2 separate regions of the Homo sapiens genome follow, and region 2 is linked to region 1. A link is an interaction called in ENCODE POLR2A ChIA-PET data of the cell type or tissue named here. Cell type or tissue: MCF 10A. All regions are shown on one strand. Each heading gives the region's core, and the rest is flanking DNA. Links, peaks and the distances in the headings are about the cores only.

What was found. ChIA-PET counts read pairs that join two places held together with the same protein. Peaks named below come from ENCODE experiments on the same cell type or tissue, not always from the same donor. Only the 100,000 strongest peaks of a DNase experiment are listed, where the experiment ranks them.
Region 2: POLR2A ChIA-PET joins it to region 1 with 21 read pairs; 3 of 35 experiments call an interaction of 5 or more read pairs at or near these places.

What each region holds. Positions count from the first base shown.
Region 1 is chr1:208,804,127-208,813,721 of GRCh38, forward strand. No RefSeq gene overlaps it. Among named protein-coding and RNA genes, the nearest start is that of LINC01717, 80 kb to the left of the region's middle. In MCF 10A, for the core only: no CTCF peak of the experiment used is centred there; DNase peaks (open chromatin) are centred at 3,465, 3,815, 4,415 and 5,945.
Region 2 is chr1:208,875,586-208,885,180 of GRCh38, forward strand. The region is part of intron 1 of LOC107985255 (a long non-coding RNA gene); the gene reads right to left. Among named protein-coding and RNA genes, the nearest start is that of LINC01774, 92 kb to the right of the region's middle. In MCF 10A, for the core only: no CTCF peak of the experiment used is centred there; DNase peaks (open chromatin) are centred at 5,046 and 5,316.

The DNA of each region.
Region 1 (9,595 bases), core at 546-8,545:
CGCCCTCAAGTAGACCCCAGTGTCGGTAGTTCCCTTCTTTGTGTTCATGAGTTTTCATCATTTCACCCCCACTTGTAAGTAAGAACATGTGGTATTTGGGTTTCTATTCCTGCATTACTTTGCTAACGATAATAGCCTCCAGCTCCACCCATGTTACCTAAAAGACAGGATCTCATTCCTCTTTTTTTTTGGGGGGGGTGGTGGGGATGGAGCCTTGCTCTGTCGCCCAGGCTGGAGTGCAGTGGTGCGATCTCGGCTCACTGCAAGCTCTGTCTCCTGGGTTCAGGCCATTCTCCTGCCTCAGCCTCCCAAGTAGCTGGGACTACAGGTGCCCACCACCACACCTGGCTAATTTTTTGTATTTTTAGTAGAGACAGGGTTTCACCTCATTAGCCAGGATGGTCTCGATCTCCTGACCTTAGGATCCACCCACCTCCGCCTCCCAAAGTGCTGGGATTACAGGCGTGAGCCACCACACCCGGCCAGGATCTCATTCCTTTATATGGCTGCATGGTATTCCATGGTGTATATGTACCTCATTTTCTTTACCCGATTGGTCATTGATGGGCATTTAGGTTGATTCTATGTCTTTGCTATTGTGAATGGTGCTGTGATGAACATTCTTGTGCATGTATCTTTATGGTAGAATGGATTTCTATTCCTCTGGGTATATACCCAGTAATTGGATTGGTGAGTTGAATGGTAGCTCTGCTTTCAGCTCTTTGAGGACTTGACACACTGCTTTCCACAATGGATGAACTAACTTATACTCCCACCAACAGTGTATAAGTGGTCCCTTTTCTCCACAATCTTGCCAGCATCTGTTATTTTTGACTTTTTAATAATAGCCATTCTGACTGGTGTGAGGTTGTAACTCATTGTGGTTTTGATTTGCATTTCTCTAATGATCAGTGATATTGAGCTTTTTTTCATAGGTTTGTTGGCTGTATGTATGTCTTCTTTTGAAAAATGTTTGTTCATGTCCTTTGCCCACTTTTTAGTGGGTTTCTTTGTTTTTCTCTTGTAAATTTGTTTAAGTTCTTTGTAGACTCTGGATATTAGACCTTTGTCAGATGAAGAGATTGCAATAATTTTCCCCATTCTGTAGGTTGTCTGTTTCCTCTGTTGATAGTTTTTTGCGTGTGTGTGGTGCAGAAGCTCTTAAGTTTAATTAGATCCCATTTGTCAATATTTGCTTTTGTTGCAATTGCTTTTGGTGTCTGTGTCATGAATTCTTTGCCAGTTCCTATGTCCAAGATGATATTGCCTAGGTTGTCTTCCACAGTTTTTATAGTTTTGGGTTTTCCATTTAAGTCTTTAATCCATCTTGAGTTGACTTTCATATATGGTGTAAGGAAGGGGTCCAGCTTCAATCTTCTGTATATGGCTAGCCAGTTATCCCCAGCACCATTTATTGAATAGGGGGTCCTTTCTCCATTGCTTTTTTTGGTCACCTTTGTCAAAGATCAGATAGTTGTAGGTGTGTGGCCTCATTTCTGGGTTCTCTGTACTGTTCCATTGGTCTATGTGTCTGTTTTTGTACCAGTACCATGCTGTTTTGGTTACTGTAGCCCTGTAGTATAGTTTGAAGTAAAGTAATGTGATGCTTCCAGCTTTATTCTTTTTGCTTAGGATTGCCTTGGCTATGCAGGCTTTTTTTTGGTTCCATAGGAATTTAAAATCATTTTTCTCTATTTCTGTGAAGAATGTCTTTGGTAGTTTGATAGAAATAGCATTGAATCTGTAAATTGCTTTGGGCAGTATGGCCATTACAATGACATTGATTCTTCCTATTCATGAGCATCAGATGTTTTTCCATTTGTTTGTGTCTTCTCTGATTTCTTTAAGCAGTGTTTTGTAATTCTCATTGTAAGGATTTCAATGGTTAGCTATATTTCTAGGTACTTTATTATTTTTGTAGAAATTGTGAATGGGATTGCCTTCCTGATTCGGATCTTGGCTTGGCTGTTGGTGTATAGGAATGCTAGTGATTTTTGTACATTAATTTTGTATGCTGAAATTTGCTGAAGTTGTTTATCAGCTGAAGGAGCTTTTGAGCCGAGGCTATGGGGTTTTCTAGATATAGAATCATGTCATCTACAAACAGGGATAGTTTGAGTTTCTCTCTTCCTATTTGGATGCCCTTTATTTCTTTTTCTTTTTCTTTTTTTTTTTTTTTTTTGAGATGGAATCTCACTCTGTCTCTCAGGCTCGAGTGCAGTGGCATGATCTCAGCTCACTGCAACCTCCGCCTCCTGGGTTCAAGCGATTCTCCTGCCTCAGCCTCCCAAGTAGCTGGGATTACAGGTGCATGCCACCACATCTGGCTAATTTTTTATATTTTTAGTAAAGACAGGCTTTCACCATGTTGGCCAGGCTAGTCTCGAACTCATGACCTCACGTTATCTGCCCGCCTCGGTCTCCCAAAGTACTGGGATTACAGGCATAAGCCACCACACCCAGTCCCTTTATTTCTTTCTCTTGCCTGATTGCTCTGGTCAGGACTTCCAATACTATGTTGAATAGGAGTGGTGAGAGAGGGCATCCTTGCCTTGTGCTGGTTTTCAAGTGAAATGCTTCCAGATTTTGCTCATTCAGTATGATGTTGGCTGTGGGTTTGTCATACATGGCTGTTATTATTTTTAGGTATGTTCCTTCAATACCTAGTTTACTAGACTTTTAAAAAATAAAACAGTGTTGGATTTTATTGGAAGCCTTTACTCTTACACTTCTAGAGCACTTGGCCATTACAAACAGCTGTCCCACGCAGTGCCTCACTTTTCTATCTCAACATGAAGAAAGGAAACTTCTATGTATCAAATGTCTTCTGCGTGCCAGGCCCCATGCTGGGTACTTGATGATATTAGTTTCAAACATATTTAAGGTATTTTATAAGAATACATCAAATGTAAAATAACACCAATAAAAACTGAGTCAAAATGGAAATGAAAAACAAAGGCAGGAACTTAAAATATAGTCAGGAATAAGGCTAGAATGAATATTCTACAAACTTGAAGTAAGCCACAAATTTGGTTTTCAAGTTCTATAGGAGCCAATGTCACAAAAAAGGGGGAAACAACTTAATAACAATCAATGCAAAAAGGAAAACAAAAGATTACACCATTTACAACATTCATCAGATAAAAGCAAATTAGTGGCTTAGGAAAAACATGTCTCTTCTCTGGACAAAAAATGGGCAGGAGCTCTCCTGGGTTTTCTCATAAACAGAACTCTGTGTTTCATAAAGGGCAATGTCTTTAACACATCCTTGAACAAGAAACAACAAGTAGAATGTTTATTTTTGTTGAAATATGGGCTACTACTACACCGTCAGATATTGGGAGAGCCCAGTGAGGCTCTGAAGGCACAAAATTTAAGGAGACATCCACTGTCAGGGTTGTGCAAGTGCCTACTGAAATTCTGTGCCCTGGGTACCTCCCTTGCCTCCCACTAGCCCTGCCCTGTCATTATATTACTCATAGTCATATTCAGTAGGAGGAATTCTCTAAGGCTGTGGTTTACAATAGGGGATGACTTTTCTTCCAGGGAACATTTGGCAAAGACTGGAGACTTGGTCACTGCTGGGCAGATGCTACTGGCATTGAGTGGGTAGCGGTCAGGGAGACTGTTGAACATCCTACAGTGCACTTGATAGCCACTCACAGCAAAGAATTATACAGTCCAAAATATCACTAAGCCTAAGTTCAGAAACTCTGCTTTTGGCAGAGCCATACTCCTTACCTGAGCTCATGTGGTGACTTGCTGCATAGGATGATTCTGCTTTCTTATCCTCGTGGTAAATGAATCATGAGCTCTGCTGTTGTAACTTCCTAAATATCACCCCATCTTGTGTTTGGACTACTGCCATAGCCACAGTGGTAGACACTTTTAAGAGCCTACAATAGCATCCCTGCAGCAACAGCATCTTTGCTTAGAAAAGTCATATTTCACCTTGGAATAAAAGGAAGAGATCTCCTGATTTAGACGAATCATGTTGATCTATTCTTCTTTGCCAAGGATTGACTTAAGTATGAGCATTTGCCCTCTTTCTGGCCAGTGATATAAAAGGGAAGCCTGCTGGGGGACTTCTAGAAAAGATTTTGACTTCTGATAAAAGGGACAGATAGAGCTAGTGTTGCTCTCCTTTCCCTTTTTTCTACTTGAATGTGGACTCCATGTCTGGAGCTGTGGTAGCCATTTTGAGACCATGAAGTAACAAGGAAAAGGAAGGAAAGGCAAGAAGCAAAGAACATTGGAGCAAAAAGAATACACTCTTGCCACAGAGCTTTTTTGAGCTTGCAATTCCTTTTGTCTGCAATGCTCCCCCTCTACCTCCCCATGGTTAATTCCTAGTCATTCTTGACATCTCAGCTTAACCCTCATCTGTGGGAGAGCCACCTTAACCTCCCTGACTCTGTCTGAACTTGTTAGAGGTTCATAGCATCATGTAAGCTTCCTTCACAGCATTTGCCAAGGTTGCGATTTCTCATGTGTTTGTGGTATGACTTGATTTTTTTTTTTTTGTCTTCCTGACTAGACTCCAAGCTACATGACAACTGAAACTATCACAATATCTCTAGTCCCTGATATTTAGATGCTAGATAAGCAATACTATTTTCTTATTTTTTTCTTTTCCTTTTTTGAATGAAAAAGCTTAAATTGTCTGGAAGTTAGAATGTCTTCAATATTTTAAGCCATCTTCCCGGAAAGTATTTTGCTCGACAGAATGTTTAATAAATAGTGAGTGAGTATGAGTTCAAAATGATTCTTCCTGGAAAATAACTAAAACCCAGATATTCTGTGTGGCCAATTAAATAGAAATTCTTATGACATAAGAGGACATTGAGCTGGGGCATGCAGGAATAACTTCCTTTCTGAAAGCTGAGGGGCCTGCAAGGAGAATACCTAAAAGGAAGCCATTCCACCTGTCATCAGGTGAGCTGAGAGAATGCCACAGGCAGAACCAAGATTCTCAGCAGAAAGTCATTTTGAATGCTTCAATCACCAGGCTAATGGGTGAATGAAGCCCTGAAGACATACAGCATATAACATGGCTAAAAATCCCAGTGCTTAACATGGAGGATTTTGTTTAATCTTCACAAAAAGTAACATAATCATATGAGGTAGGTATGCTTATCTCTATTTTACAGAAGAGCAGGCTCTGCTGATAAGACAAAGAGGCAGCTTTGGAACTGAGGCTTGTCTAACTCCTCCGCTAATATTCTTTCCTTTATACCAGTGGTTCTCAAACTTGACTGACATTGGGATCACTTGGGGAATTTTGGGTTCCATGCTAAAAAATTTGTGTTTAACTTTTTAGGAATTTAAAAAGATCCCTCCAGGTGATTCCACTGTGCAGCCAGGGTTGAGAACCACTGCACTCCAGCCTCGGCAACATAGCAAAATGTCACCTCAGAAAACAAAACAGAAAATACCCAGAGTACTACAATCGTAGTGGGTGGAATAATGGCCCCTAAAAATATATGTGCAAGTCCTAACCCCTAGAACTTGTAAATTTGACCTTATTGGAAAAAGAGTCTTTGTAGATATAATTAAGGATCTTGAGATAAAACCATAGTGAATTTAGGATGAGCCCTTACTCCAGTGACAAGTATCTTTGTAAAAGAAAAGCCAAGGGAGACTTGAGACGAAGAGACATGGAGGAGAAGGCCAGGTGGAGATGGAGGCAGATATTGACATTATGCTGTCATAAACCAAGCAACATCTGGAACCACCAGAAGCTGGACGAGGCAAGCAAGGATGCCCCCTGATGTTTTCAGAGGAAACATGGCCTGCTGACACCTTGATCTCAGACTTCCAGCCTCTAGAACTGAGACAATACATTTCTGTTGTTTTAAGCCACTGCGTTCGTGGCAATTAGCTACAGAAAACCTGAGAGATTAATACAAAGCTCCACCTCCAGAGTTTCTGAGTCAGCAAGTCTTGGATGGGACACAAACATTTGTATGCCTGGCAAGTCCCCAGGTAATGCTGATGCTGCTGGTTCAGGGACCACACTTTGAGAACCACTGCTCCTTATCATGCAGTCTTTATCCAGCTGTTCAGCTTTCGCAGCCTCTGCTTGTAACCTTTCTATTCAGGGATGTGAAAAATAACTAAAGGAAAAAGAAATCTGTAAGTCTTCTAGATTTCAATGATCATTGTTGCTGATTCACTGTGTTATTGATCTTTATGAAATGGAGGTGATGCTCTCAGAAACTAGTGCGGTTCCTGAAAGTGGACCAGGAGTTCAATGTGGAATACTTTTGTTCTCCCTTTACAATATCACAGGAATTACATAAGCAATTGTGTAATGCACAAAACACCAGAAGCCGCTCAGCTTCCTGCCAGCAGACCTATCTATGTGAGTTTCTGCCTGTTTTCTCTGCCTGTCTTTTGGTTGGTTGCAAATAATGAGGTGCCTCTTCGCCTGCTCAGCGTTCTTACCTCCTGCTATGTTGGGCATCCTATTGACTCACCTCCTCAGAGATGTTGCTCCACCAATATCTAGTATCTAGTGTTCTGTGGCTCTTATCCATTTCCATTAACAGATACTCAAGATTTTAATGTCTTAAAATGAGTCTTTCTTTAGCCCCCCATCCTTCAGACACCCCCGTAATATTTCCTTTCCATCTTGCCTGCAAATTTAGTATTGAAATATGCTGCATTTTCTTTCTTCACCCTACTCACTCTTATACCCCAGTAAGCTGCACAGCACCTTTCTAGGCACTCTTTTTTCATGGCTTTGAGATCTGTCTTCCTTTTCCTACTCCTTATATCTGGTTGTTCCTCAGTTGTCTTCTCTGGGCTTTCCTCTACTCGTGCAACTCTCTTCCTGAGTTATTCATCTACTTACAGGGTTTCATCTTTGCTGATGACTCTCTGATCTTTATTTGCAACTTAGATCATTTTCTCTTGAGCTCTAGTCTCTAGTATCCAAAGTGTCTCCACGGACACTTTAAAGTCAATGTATGCATGCCCCAAATCCTCCTCCCCCTTCCTATCTCCCAATCTGTTCCTAGTCCTGTGTATTGCTTTCTCAGGGGTGCTGCTTGTACCTAGTTTCTCCAATAACATAATTTGCAGATGATAACACCAACAAATACTTATGGAGTGCCTCCCACCTGCTAGGCACTGTTCTATATGCAAGAAATAAGTGGTGAACAAAGAAGTTGTGATCCTGGCCCTAGTCTTGGATTCCTCTCTCGCCTTCTCCACCTCTTCCCATACCCAGGTAATCATCGAGGCTGGCCAGCTCTCCCCTTTGACATTATCTGAACCCACCTACACTTTCAATCTCAGTCTAACCAACTGCCATCTCTTGCCTGGATGAATGTAAGTGCCTCCTAAATACTAGATATCGGTGGAGCAATATCTCCGAGGAGGCAAGAGTTAATAGGATGTCTAACATAGTTCTTCCTGCCCTGCCTGTCTCTCTTCTCCAATACGTCCTCCACACTGAAGACACAATGGCCTTTGAAATTGTAACTATGATTACACCACCCTCTTGCTTAAAAGCTGGCGATGTTTTAACATTGCCTTTAGGAAACAGTCCATCATCCTTACGAGGGTTTATCAGGCCCATTGTGATATGGTACCAGCTTGTTATCCAGGAATCTTGCTACAACTCCCCCTGCCCCCACCACATTTTTGTTCTTGTTATAATGAAATGCCTTCAATTCTTAAAACATACCACATTCTCTTCCATTTCAGGAACCTTTCGGGTGTGTTTGTCTCTAATTCTTCCCTTCCTGTATTCATCTTCTCCTCACCACATTCATCACTCACATTTTACCAGTCACCCTGTAGATCTCTGCTCACAAGTCATTTACTCAGGGAAGCCTTTCTTGATTCTTTAAGTCTGAGTCAGTCCCATTTCTTGGTACTACTGTGGTCCCCTGAGTAGCCTCAATGGTGAAAAAGCTCCTTCCCGACTGCTTGGTAATTACCTGTTTACTCATCTCTATTCCCCATTAGCAGGCATTATGTTTACATTTTTTTTTTTTTTTTTGAGATGAAGTCTCACTCTATCGCCAGGCTGGAGTGCAGTGGTGTGATCTCGGCTCACTGCAACCTCTGTCTCCTGGGTTCAAGCGATTCTCCTGCCTCAGCCTCCCGAGTAGCTGGGACTACAAGCGCGTGCCACCACACCTAGCTAATGTTTGTATTTTTAGTAGAGATGGGGTTTCACCATGTTGGCCAGGATGGTCTCGATCTCTTGACCTCATGATCTGCCTGTCTCGACCTCCCAAAGTGCTGGGATCACAGGCATGAGCCACCAAGCCCGGACGATGTCTACTTTTTATTCCCCATACCTAGCACAGTGGGTGGCACATGGTAAATACTCAATAAATACTTGTTGCCTAGATCATCGTTTCACAGCCTCAACACTACTGACATTCTGGGCTGGATAATCCTTGTTGTGGTGGCTGTCCTGTGCACTGTAGGATATTTAACAGCACCCCTGTGTCCTCTACCCACTAGAAAGCAATAGTTCCCCATTTCGCAGTTGTGACAAACTAAAGTGCCCCTAGACACTGCCAAAGGTGTCCTGAGAAGCAAAATAACTCCTGGTAAGAACCTTTGGCCTAGAGGGATGAGCTCACTGTTAGCAGATTATGAGCTTAGACGTGAGGAGGCAGTGGCATAGGCAAAACATGGACAGACTGGACTTACAGACTGGACACAGGCTCTGAGGTGGGATGATACTTCAAGGCCCAAGTTAGGGGCATACTAGGGAGTAAATAGTCACGCAAGTGAAACGTGGCCTAGGGTGTGTGGACACAGCCGCAGCAGGAAGTGAACACAGAGAGACAGAATAGCATTAATTGTACCCAGCTTTCAACTAGACACACTAGGCTCGAGTTTAAGCAGCTCCTATTAGCAACTGTATGACATTCGATGAGTTATTTAACCCTTCTGAATTTTGGTTCTCACATGCATAGACAAGAATATTGCTGTATGGATTAAATAATATATCTATGAAATATTGGCTCAGAGCATTATACATAATAAATACATGACAAATGTTTATTGTTATTACTATTATCATCATTGCTGTTATTATTAATATCAGGACGTCCAGTAAAGTGAAGAGTTCTGGCATGAGGGTCTGGTGTCTGGAAGTAGCTGACATGAGAAACAATTGGTATGCAGATGGGAAATCAGTAAGAGAGAGATGCCGACCTGGGGTCGGGGAAGGATTCACTTGTAGGGAGAGCAGAAGCATGGGGCACCGCTTCTGCCATTGTAAAATCCTGGTACCTTTAGGTAGAGTGCAGACACATTGGAAAAGTCATTAAAAATGGATCTTGATGCAAACTGGGGAATCCCAAGTATTCTATATTTACTTAAAAAAAAGTAGTACTTATTCAACCAAAGGAAAAGAATCCCAACACAAAGCATAACAATGTTTATTAAAATAAATTTTACTAAAACACCAGGGGTTTGGTCTAGGTCCTGCTGCCCACTGCACAGAGAGCCAATCACCAAGACAACAATTACTACCAAGGAAGAAGGCTTCAATCGCATGCTGCAGCCGAGGAGATGGGAGATCAGTCTGAAATCCACCTCCCTGACTGACTAAAATCAGGGG
Region 2 (9,595 bases), core at 926-8,925, 72 kb after region 1:
TGCACTTATATATAAGAATGAAGTTCAACTATGGTTTACCAAACAAAATAACCAGGCTTAGCAAGAAGCAACAGAGGATAAAAGTAAACTGTTAAAGTCCAGTCAGCAATGAAAATATGCCCACAAAATGAGTTTTCCCAGTCACTCCAGGAGAGACAGTGAAATTATCATGATTGTTTGAATTTGCCAAACTCCTTTGGATATTTGTAGATTTAGTCTATAGTCAGCAGAGATAAAAGAGGGTACAAGTTTTTTTTGGCCATGCTTATTCTGAAAAGATCTATCCTAGGATGCATAATTTAGTGAACAAAAATGTGGCCATATAACTAATTTTCTTTTAAAAAGTTCCCAAATGTAGATCATCAAGAATATTTTGGAAACAATGATGTATCTAGCCATAGGTCCTTGGATGCCATCAAAAAAGTTAATTGGACTGAGATACTTTATCTCAGCTAACTCTATGGACCCTAGTTTTGAGAAACTGCATCTTTGGAAGCCCTTGCATCCTTGTTGAAGGAGTTGCTATCCAAAGTTCCTTTGTGAGTGAATAATGTGTTCTCATTCCAAAGAAATGAAAAATGACTGCGATCTGGACTTCTGAGACTCTTAAAAATTACTAGGCTAATATCAAAACACTACAAGTTAATGCCTAGAACTCAAAGTCAGCTCCACCTAGTGTGAAACATCTGATTGCCTTAAATGAGGTCAGAAGGTGAGACTAAATATACTGAGTACCAGCATGGTGGTTCACACCTGTAATCCTGGCACTTTGGGAGGCTGAAGTGGGTGGATCGCTTGAACCCACGAATTTGAAACCAGCCTGGGCAATATGGCAAAACCCCATCTCTACTAAAAATACAAAAATTAGCCGGGTGTAGTGGCATGTGCCTGTGGCCCAGCTGCTCTGAAGGCCGAGGTGGGAGGATTGCTTGAGCTCAGGAAGTTGCAGCTGCAGTGAGCCATGATCCTGCCACTGCACTCCATATTGGGTGGCAGAGCAAGACCCTGTCAAATAAATAAATTAATTAAATAAAGTATACTGACTACCTACTAGGTATCAAGCAGTCTACATACTTCATCTGTAAAAGACATGCATGTTTTGGAATATTTGGTTTTCATTTCTCCTTTCCAATAATACCCATTTTTATTCATGTGAATACCTCTTCCTCACTGAATATAGTCTTATGGGGATACTGTAATCAGAGATGCCCCTTACTCCTAATAAGGAAGTGACCTCATGAATCAATCTAGGCTAATTGGATGTTCCCTCTCTGATACTTCAAACACGATCAGAGAATCAAAGAGGCTAACAGTGGTAGAGTTCTATTCCATTTGATCGAGCATGATCACACTAGAGTTACGTTACAAAGCTATTGGAAATGTTTGTGCTTCTAGGCCTGCAGAACTGCTTTGCTTCAGTCCCATTTCCATGCCTGATTCTTGGGTATCTCCTGGATTGTATAGAGCCTTAATGTCTTTCCAGCAAATTAATTTTTGCTTAATTTAGCCCAAATTTTTTTTGCTCAAAATCACAAAGTCCACAATGATATACAATCTCACTTAGCACTAACACAATTCTAAGATGTTGCCATTATAACCATTTCTCAGAGGAGAAAGGTTTAGCAAAGAATGGTTAAATGACATGCATACACGCAGCTAGTAATGGATACAGCCAGGACTCAAGCAAGGTGAGTTCGACCCAGAGTTTCAAATTTTTAACCTACATTATCCCAATTCCTATCTTTAATTCTCAAACTACTTTCCCAAAGATCATTGATGTGCCACATGCTGTTCCAAGGATTTTCATTGCTGAAATTGAATAATGGCAGTCTTGCCAATTTAGAGAAAATAATAACTTAATGGATAGAATGTTTTCAATTTTAAATTTTTCTCCCATAAATTTTTCTAAAAGCTTTGGTGCTTTCTACTGCTTGTCTGTGAGGCAGACAACAAAACAAATGAACAAGCAGCCAATGAATATTAATGGCAAAACTCAGAAACAACAGATCGTGCTTCTCTCAAGAGCTTGTTTTTTGCATGCACATGTGTTGTGATTTCACGTTGCATACCTATAATATAGTCATTTTCTGCTAGTAAAATTGTTCCTAGTTCAAATGCTGGAATTAAATACATCCATATTTCATGTGTTATGCAAAGAATACTATGATTTTCAAGCTGTCTACCATCTCGTAAAGTTTAAGAAAAATAGTCTCAAATAAGCTAGAGACAATAGCGGCAAAACATCTTGGATGGTATTGCTTATATCACCTTTAGGAAACTCAGACCTTTATCTAAATCCAAAGTCATCAGATTTTTAGGATAAGGACCTTGGCACTTGCTGGATTCTACAAGAATAATGTTATTTGCTAGCCTAACTGCAAGACCCAGAATTCGTTTAAGGGGCTTGACATTTTATTTTAATTCTTGGCCTGGACACCAAGTAAAATGCCTCGGGCCTTGAGAAAGGCCAGTGTATGGTGTATTTATTGGCTGTGACTACAAATCTGGTTAACTTGATGGGAATGTATAAAAAATGAATAAAGCAATGCCAGATTTTGCTTTTGGCCATAGATGCATCAGGTTAATGAGACACAGGAGAGTATCTTGGTCTTAAGTCAGAATAGTGGCCCAGGCACAGTCAGGGATTGAGGATTCCTATAATGGGAATGGAAATCAGACCCCTTGACCTTTTTTCCCAGCTTATCGTATAGTAAGATTGCTACCATTTCCCATTTCACCTTGTTTTTCCCCTTAAGATATTTCTCTTCCAAATTTTATACTGCTTCTGAAATTTCCTAAGAAGCCAGACCAAATCTATCTATCTATCTATCTATCTATCTATCTATCTATCTATCTATCTATCCATCATCTATCTTTCTATTTAAACATATATATTTAAAACCTACTTTGGGTCAGAAGTGGTGGAAGGGACAAAGGTATGCCAGTGATCCTGCCTACACAGAGCTTATTTTCCAGCAAAATAAAAAAAATCCTGATCTGCCAGAAGAGGAACTGATGATCTACCACCCTCCCCATTCTCAATATAAAACTTTTACCATATTTGGTTGTGCTCATGTGCTTTCTTTAGAATACTAGATAGAATATTGTAAATATTGTGTTAGTCTGCTTACTCTCTGTACTAATTTTAATCAACTCTGCATTGGTATTGCCTTTCCAGGAAGTCTCAGACTGAAATCTCCTAGATTGTAACAGATTGGATCACATTGATTTAGATGAAGAAAAGGTTCAAATAAATATACAGGAAAGTGAGGCCCCAGGGAGGAGTCCAGGTACCATGCTCCCTCTGTAGTCATTCCTTTAAAGAGGCAAAACTGGTTTTCATCTTTCCTTTCATGAAGCTGTATTGATTTCCATATGGCTTGAATGTTCCTCTATTTTCCAGACTGATACCACCCACAGAGTTTAAAATTTACTTCTTTGACATCTAGAGATGGCAAGGGAGCCTTTCCATCCCTCATTGCTGATCTTTATTACCACATGTCACCAGGCAGTGCACTGGGCTCATTTTGTTTACTTCCATCAGCCATTTATATTGAGATGTAATCCTGGATCCTAAAAAGAGGAGCACTTTATGTCCCAAGTGAGCGATTCACACTAAACGCTATGTTGACATATTCTATGGGATGTAAAAATCTCAGTTCCAGTGATTTCAGCTCCATCAGCATAATTTTCCTCCACATGGTACAGGTAAATCATGGTTAAATATTGAATCATTTATCAACCAGTGCTTCGTAAGCCAGATCTCATAAAATCTCAGGAATAGATTGTGCTAACAAAGCAGCTAGCAACCAACTATGATTATCAAAATTTTCCTTCCACAATCTGTTCCTCATTTAGAGAGAAAGTGCTAAGGAAATTAAAAATTAGTAAGCTTTACCCCTTTATTGGTAACAATATACAAAGTACTATGATTTTCTTTAGAATAATAGTCTTATCTGGAGACTTTATAATAAAGGAGGAAATTTGGAATCTCTGGCTCTTCTGGAAGATGGATTATAGTTCTCTGTGAAAATGTATTTCAGAAAGTCTATACCCATCTTGAGTTCCCTCAGTGCTTAGGCTTAAATCCACAGGGCTAGCACATTGCATAAAAAAAACTTTATGATTAGATGAAGGGGTTCAGTTACAACCAGGGAAGTCAACGTTTACGTATTCTAGGAAGGGAAAATAGTGCCTGGGTAAAGATGTTTCATCTGCAATCAAACCTTATTTACTTCTAAAATGGTATTACCAATTGCTTTGCTAGGAAATGAGATAAAATCAAGAAAGCATTTTCTAAAGGCCTTCAATTTGACTTGTGTGTTCCATGGTTCTATATATTTACAAACAGGGGCACACAGAGAGTAGTTAAAGAACAAAGGAGATAATAGTTTCCCACCTTAGACTCCCCTGTCCATACTTGAGCACCACACACCTGATTATGAAAAGGAAGACCGTAAACTTCTATCTATAGAGAGCACAGAAAATGATAAGCAGAGATGACCTCAGACGGAAATTGAAAAGAGCCTGGATATGTAAATGGTTTGATATGATTTTAAAAGATGAGATTAAGGAGCTTTAATTCCTCTCACTCTGAACATTCTTCTCTTAGAAATGAAAAATTAAATACTGTTTGTGCAAAGCAGTAATTTTTTCTATTTCAAAACATTGAGGTCATTGTTATTTCAATAAATGGTGACCCAAGAAACAAGGTGGAATAAACAATTCTCTCATTTAGAATGCAGAATGCACAAACTTACCCATCCTTGAATTTGGGGATTGTTTTAGGAATAAAACAACCTATCTCTATACCCCTGAAATAAAATGTTTGCTCTTAGGCTGTCCAAGGGCAGTATGGCAAACCCTAAGCTCTGTTCCAGGGTAAAACAAGCTCTAAGCAGTCTAGGAGGTAAGTGTTCATTTGTCATAAAAGGAATTTGACTACAGGCAGGACAGGCCGACAGAAGTAATGTGGGAATACAAGTAGACCCAGAGGTCAGGCTTAAGCCAGAGGCAACACATGGGAGTGCAGCCATTAATCTGTTATCTTTGGCAAGTTAGGCAGAGATGGGAGTCTAGAAAGTAGGTTCCCCAAGGAGGTAATTAATTTGAGCCACAGAAAGAAAACATAAGTAGGGAGGAAACACCAGAGTATTTCTCTTAGCAAGAATGAGGGAAGCAAATCACAATGTTCCCAGTAGGCTGGAAATCTGCACTGGGTAAAATAAGAAGATAGAGGGAAGGGCAAGAAACTGCCTCTGGGGAACCAAGCTCCCCAGATGATTTGGTGGTTTGGCACATGAACCTATTTTTTTGAGAACAAGGAGAACCCAATGACTAGGTTCTTGGCACATCAGAAGCCACCTGCTGCCAACCCTATGAGCAACTGAGGAAAGGTGCCTCACGCCACCTTCCTAAAGCCAGAATTTGTGTCAGATTGTAGGGCAACCTAGAACCTACAGGGAAAAATTAGTAAAGGGAGACTTAGCAATCAGGGTTAAAGAGATAAGGTTTTTGGAAATCTAGAAGGGAAATACAGTACTTCCTCATTTATCCAGGTCAGGAACCAGGCAGACACAGTGGCAGGAGCCCTGGCATTAGCACCCTATGCCTTAGTGTGAATGTCACCTCTTTCTCTGGCCAGTATGCACTGTAGTTAGAAATGCAGGGTGCTAAACCCCAGTATATGAGTTGAAGCCCAGCTCCATTGTACTGAGTAAATTTCACAATCTCTTGTTTCTTCATCTATAGAATTGTCAAATATTGTAGTACTTTTCTAACAGCTGTTAGGAGGATTAGGTGATTGCATACATGTAAACACATCCACCTGTGTCAGAACCTACTAAGTACACAATAAACATTAACCATTAGTTTTATGAGGCATTGAGAAAGGTACTTAGCTTCTTTGAATTTTCATTCTTCTTATCTGAAAACAGGCACAATAACATCCATGTCATAAAGTGGTTAAAATATTTAAATGAGGTAAGGTATAGGAAAGTACATGTTTGGGCCGGGCGCGGTGGCTCACACATGTAATCCCAGCACTTTGGGAGGCCAAGGCGGGCGGATCACAAGGTCAGGAGATCAAGACCATCCTGGCTAACACGGTGAAACCCCATCTCTACTGAAAAAAAACGAAAAAACTTAGCTGGGCGTGGTGGCAGGCACCTGTAGTCCCAGCTACTCGGGAGGCTGAGGCAGGAGAATGGCATGAACCCGGGAGGTGGAGCTTGCAGTGAGCCGAGATCATGCCACTGCACTCTAGCCTGGGCAACAGAGTGAGACAAAAAAAAAAAAAAAAAAAGAAAGTACATGTTTGGCACAGAATAAAGGTGTCAGTTAAGAATGCCTTTGTATCCCAGTAGTAAAAAACACTATTAACAATAACTTAAACTTATAAAGGGTTTATTTTTGTCACAAAGCAAGTACTCCAGAGTTTGGATGATGTTTATATTTAGTCAGAGGCTTCATGATGTGTGAGTGCACAGTCAGCAACTCTGAGATCACTTTGACTATCACAATCCTTGTATAAGACAGAGGCTGGGCACAGTGGCTCACACCTGTAAACCCAGCACTTTGGGAGGCTGAGGTGGGTGGATCACAAGGCCAAGAGATCAAGACCATGCTGGCCAACATGGTGAAACCCCATCTCTACTAAAAATACAAAAATTAGGTGGGTGTGGTGGTGCGCACCTGTAGTCCCAGCTTCTTGGGAGGCTGAGGCAGGAGAATCACTTGAACCCGGGAGGCGGAGGTTGCAGTGATCCGAGATTGTGCCACTGCACTCCAGCCTGGTGACAGAAGGAGACTCTGTCTCAAAAAAAAAAAAAAAAAAAAGACAGAAAGAAGAGGGGATGCTGTGAGCTACATGCTATGCAAACATATATTCACGAATAGGATTACCAGATAAAAGACAGGGCATTCAGTTAAATTTGAATTTTAGATAAACAATGAAGGCATTTTTAGAATACATATTTTGTAAGCAATATTTGGGAAATACTTATACTAAATATTCATGGCTTATCTGAAATTCAAATTTAATAGGGTGTTCTGTTTTTTCTGCTAAATCTGGTAGCCATGTACCAGGAGATCCTAGCAGATTGCTTCTTACACTGTAACCTTTGTCTGCAAAGGAGGTTGGAAAACTATTTGATTTTTTTTAGCCTTTTTAGTTGTCAAAGGACAAAGGGATAGGCAATAACAGCTAGACCAGTCAACTAATAACGGTGCCTTGCTTAGTAGATGCTCAATATTCATTTCCTCCACTGTCCCTCTTCTCAAGGTTTGATTGTCCCTTTACACAGAGGCAAGTACATATAAGCCTTACTACCTTAAAGTGTTACATAATTAATGCCAACATATAAAATTAGCAATTTCATATTTTAAAAAAGGGAACTGAAGCTTAATTGGCAAATCCAGGGGTTAACTAAATAAAACTTACAGGTTACATCCATTTGGTTATATCGATGCTAACAGGCGTCCCTGGCCCATGGGGCAAATTTCTTTTCCATATTTAAAAGCAGAGTTGAGACTTAAGTGAGGCAAGTGAGATACCTAGGAAGCAAAAAGTAGGAAGATACTCCATTTCACTCACTCACTCTTACAGGATCTCCTTCAGTTATGCACCCTAAGCATCTCCCTTGTCTCACCATAGCCCCAGCCTTGCATGTGTTACTGAAACACTAGGGGTTCAGTCTAGGTCCTGCTGCTTGCAGCACAGGAAGCCAATCAGTGATGACAAGTTATCGCCAAGGAAGAAGGCTTTTCTCAGGTGCTGCAGACAAGGAGATGGGAGTTCAGTCTCAAATCCATCTCCCCGACTGACTAAAACTAGGGCTTTAATTAGCAGGGAAGAAATGTAACGACATGTAAGAAAACAGGAACCAGGGAGGGCAAGGAAGCAATCATGATGAATGAGGGGTCCCCATCTCATTATCAGGATATGGTGATCTGGTGAGTTTTAGTTCTTTGATTCTTTCTTTGAGAGGCCCAAAGGTCCTTTCCTGAGGAAGGAACTCAGATAAAACAAATATGAGTTTCAAGCTTTAAGACCAGACAGGTCAATTTCTATGTTTATCAAAAAGAACCAGTCTGTGAGATTTTGGGGTTGGTTTCACATGGAAGTTTGCTATCTTTTTGCCTAAGCCAAAGGATGGCACACTAATGGTTGTTAGTTTCTAACTCCCAAATGTAGTCACAGACAAGGAGTGATTGACTGTCTGGCCTATTTCTGTAGGAAAAGCCTCAGATGACTTATGTGATCTAATTTATCTTAGTGAAGCTGGGAGAACCTCCATGCATGCTGGATGTATTCTTTACTCCCATTCTCTTTCCAGTGCACAGGAATATATATGGCTTTAACTCCTCAGAAGATAACTCTATGTCAGAATGTATTAGTACCCATCAAAGCACTATAACCTGGCCGCAACATCCCTTCAATTATAGACAGCCTCTTGCTTTTTACCAGACAAGGGTACAGGCTCCAGTTTCTGATATGATTTGACTCAATTTTCTTTATCTGCCTCAAGGCACTGTAAAATTATTACTTCTTTTATTTAAAAAAACAATCTTCGTTGTATTTCCCTTCTCTTTTCCCAACCTCCACTTCTGTCTTTCACAATTACTACCAATAAAGAGGCAGCAGGATTAACTGATAGCATATCATCCACCTGCATCCCAAGTCAGAGAAGAAATTTGAGGCAGAGAGCAACTATTTGGGATAGTACCAACCATCAAAGATGGCTTAGACAGAGGCATTCTGAGCTATAATAGAAACCATATAAGGATAATAAATCTAAGAAAGAAGCAATATGCTACTTTGGAAAAATATAGATGGGATTATAATTTTACATAGAGCAATATTATTTCAATAGAAGGAATGCATGCATCTATGTGAGACTAGACTGTGAGTCTTTAGAAGAAAATTTATATTCATGTGGTGAGAGTGTTGCCTTATTCTGAAGAAATCTAGCAAGAGCAATTTCTGGTGGAGGACCAAGCTTAGGTTGAAAGAAACACTATCTTTCTCATATGTCCCATGAGAAAAAAAAACTCACTCACATCCTTCCGTTTTGAGACCAGAAAAACCCCAGGAAGAAAACAATCCCACCTCCTACCATTAACATCAGGGTGAAGACTACAGTCAGTGGATATTAGCAAAAGCTTCTAGAAGGGTTTATTAGAAGAAAACAAGTAGGACTGGGAAGGGTTGGCAGTTAGAGAAAAGGGTTTATCCATGTGGGGCACCTCCCAAAGGCATGGCCTGGAGGGTCCTGGTTCCTTGTGTGGCACGAGGGAACTGGTTAGCTGAATCAAGTTGCAGCTAAAAATCCTCTGACTCAACTTCCTTGGAACACTTAAAGCTTTCATGAGTAGCTCAGATTAATCCTGATTGGAGTCTTCATGTATTTAATTCTCATATGCTGTGTAAGGTGGTACTCTAAAAGGGGCATGTTCTGCTTCCTTGTCGTCATGCCCACCCTAGAAGGTGGCTTTAACAAGCAGGTGACTTTCCAGTGTGATAAACTGTAGACTTGTTTCACTGGCTTTCCCCACGAGCTTACACTTTCCTTAAAGAAGAACCAGATTCATTCTT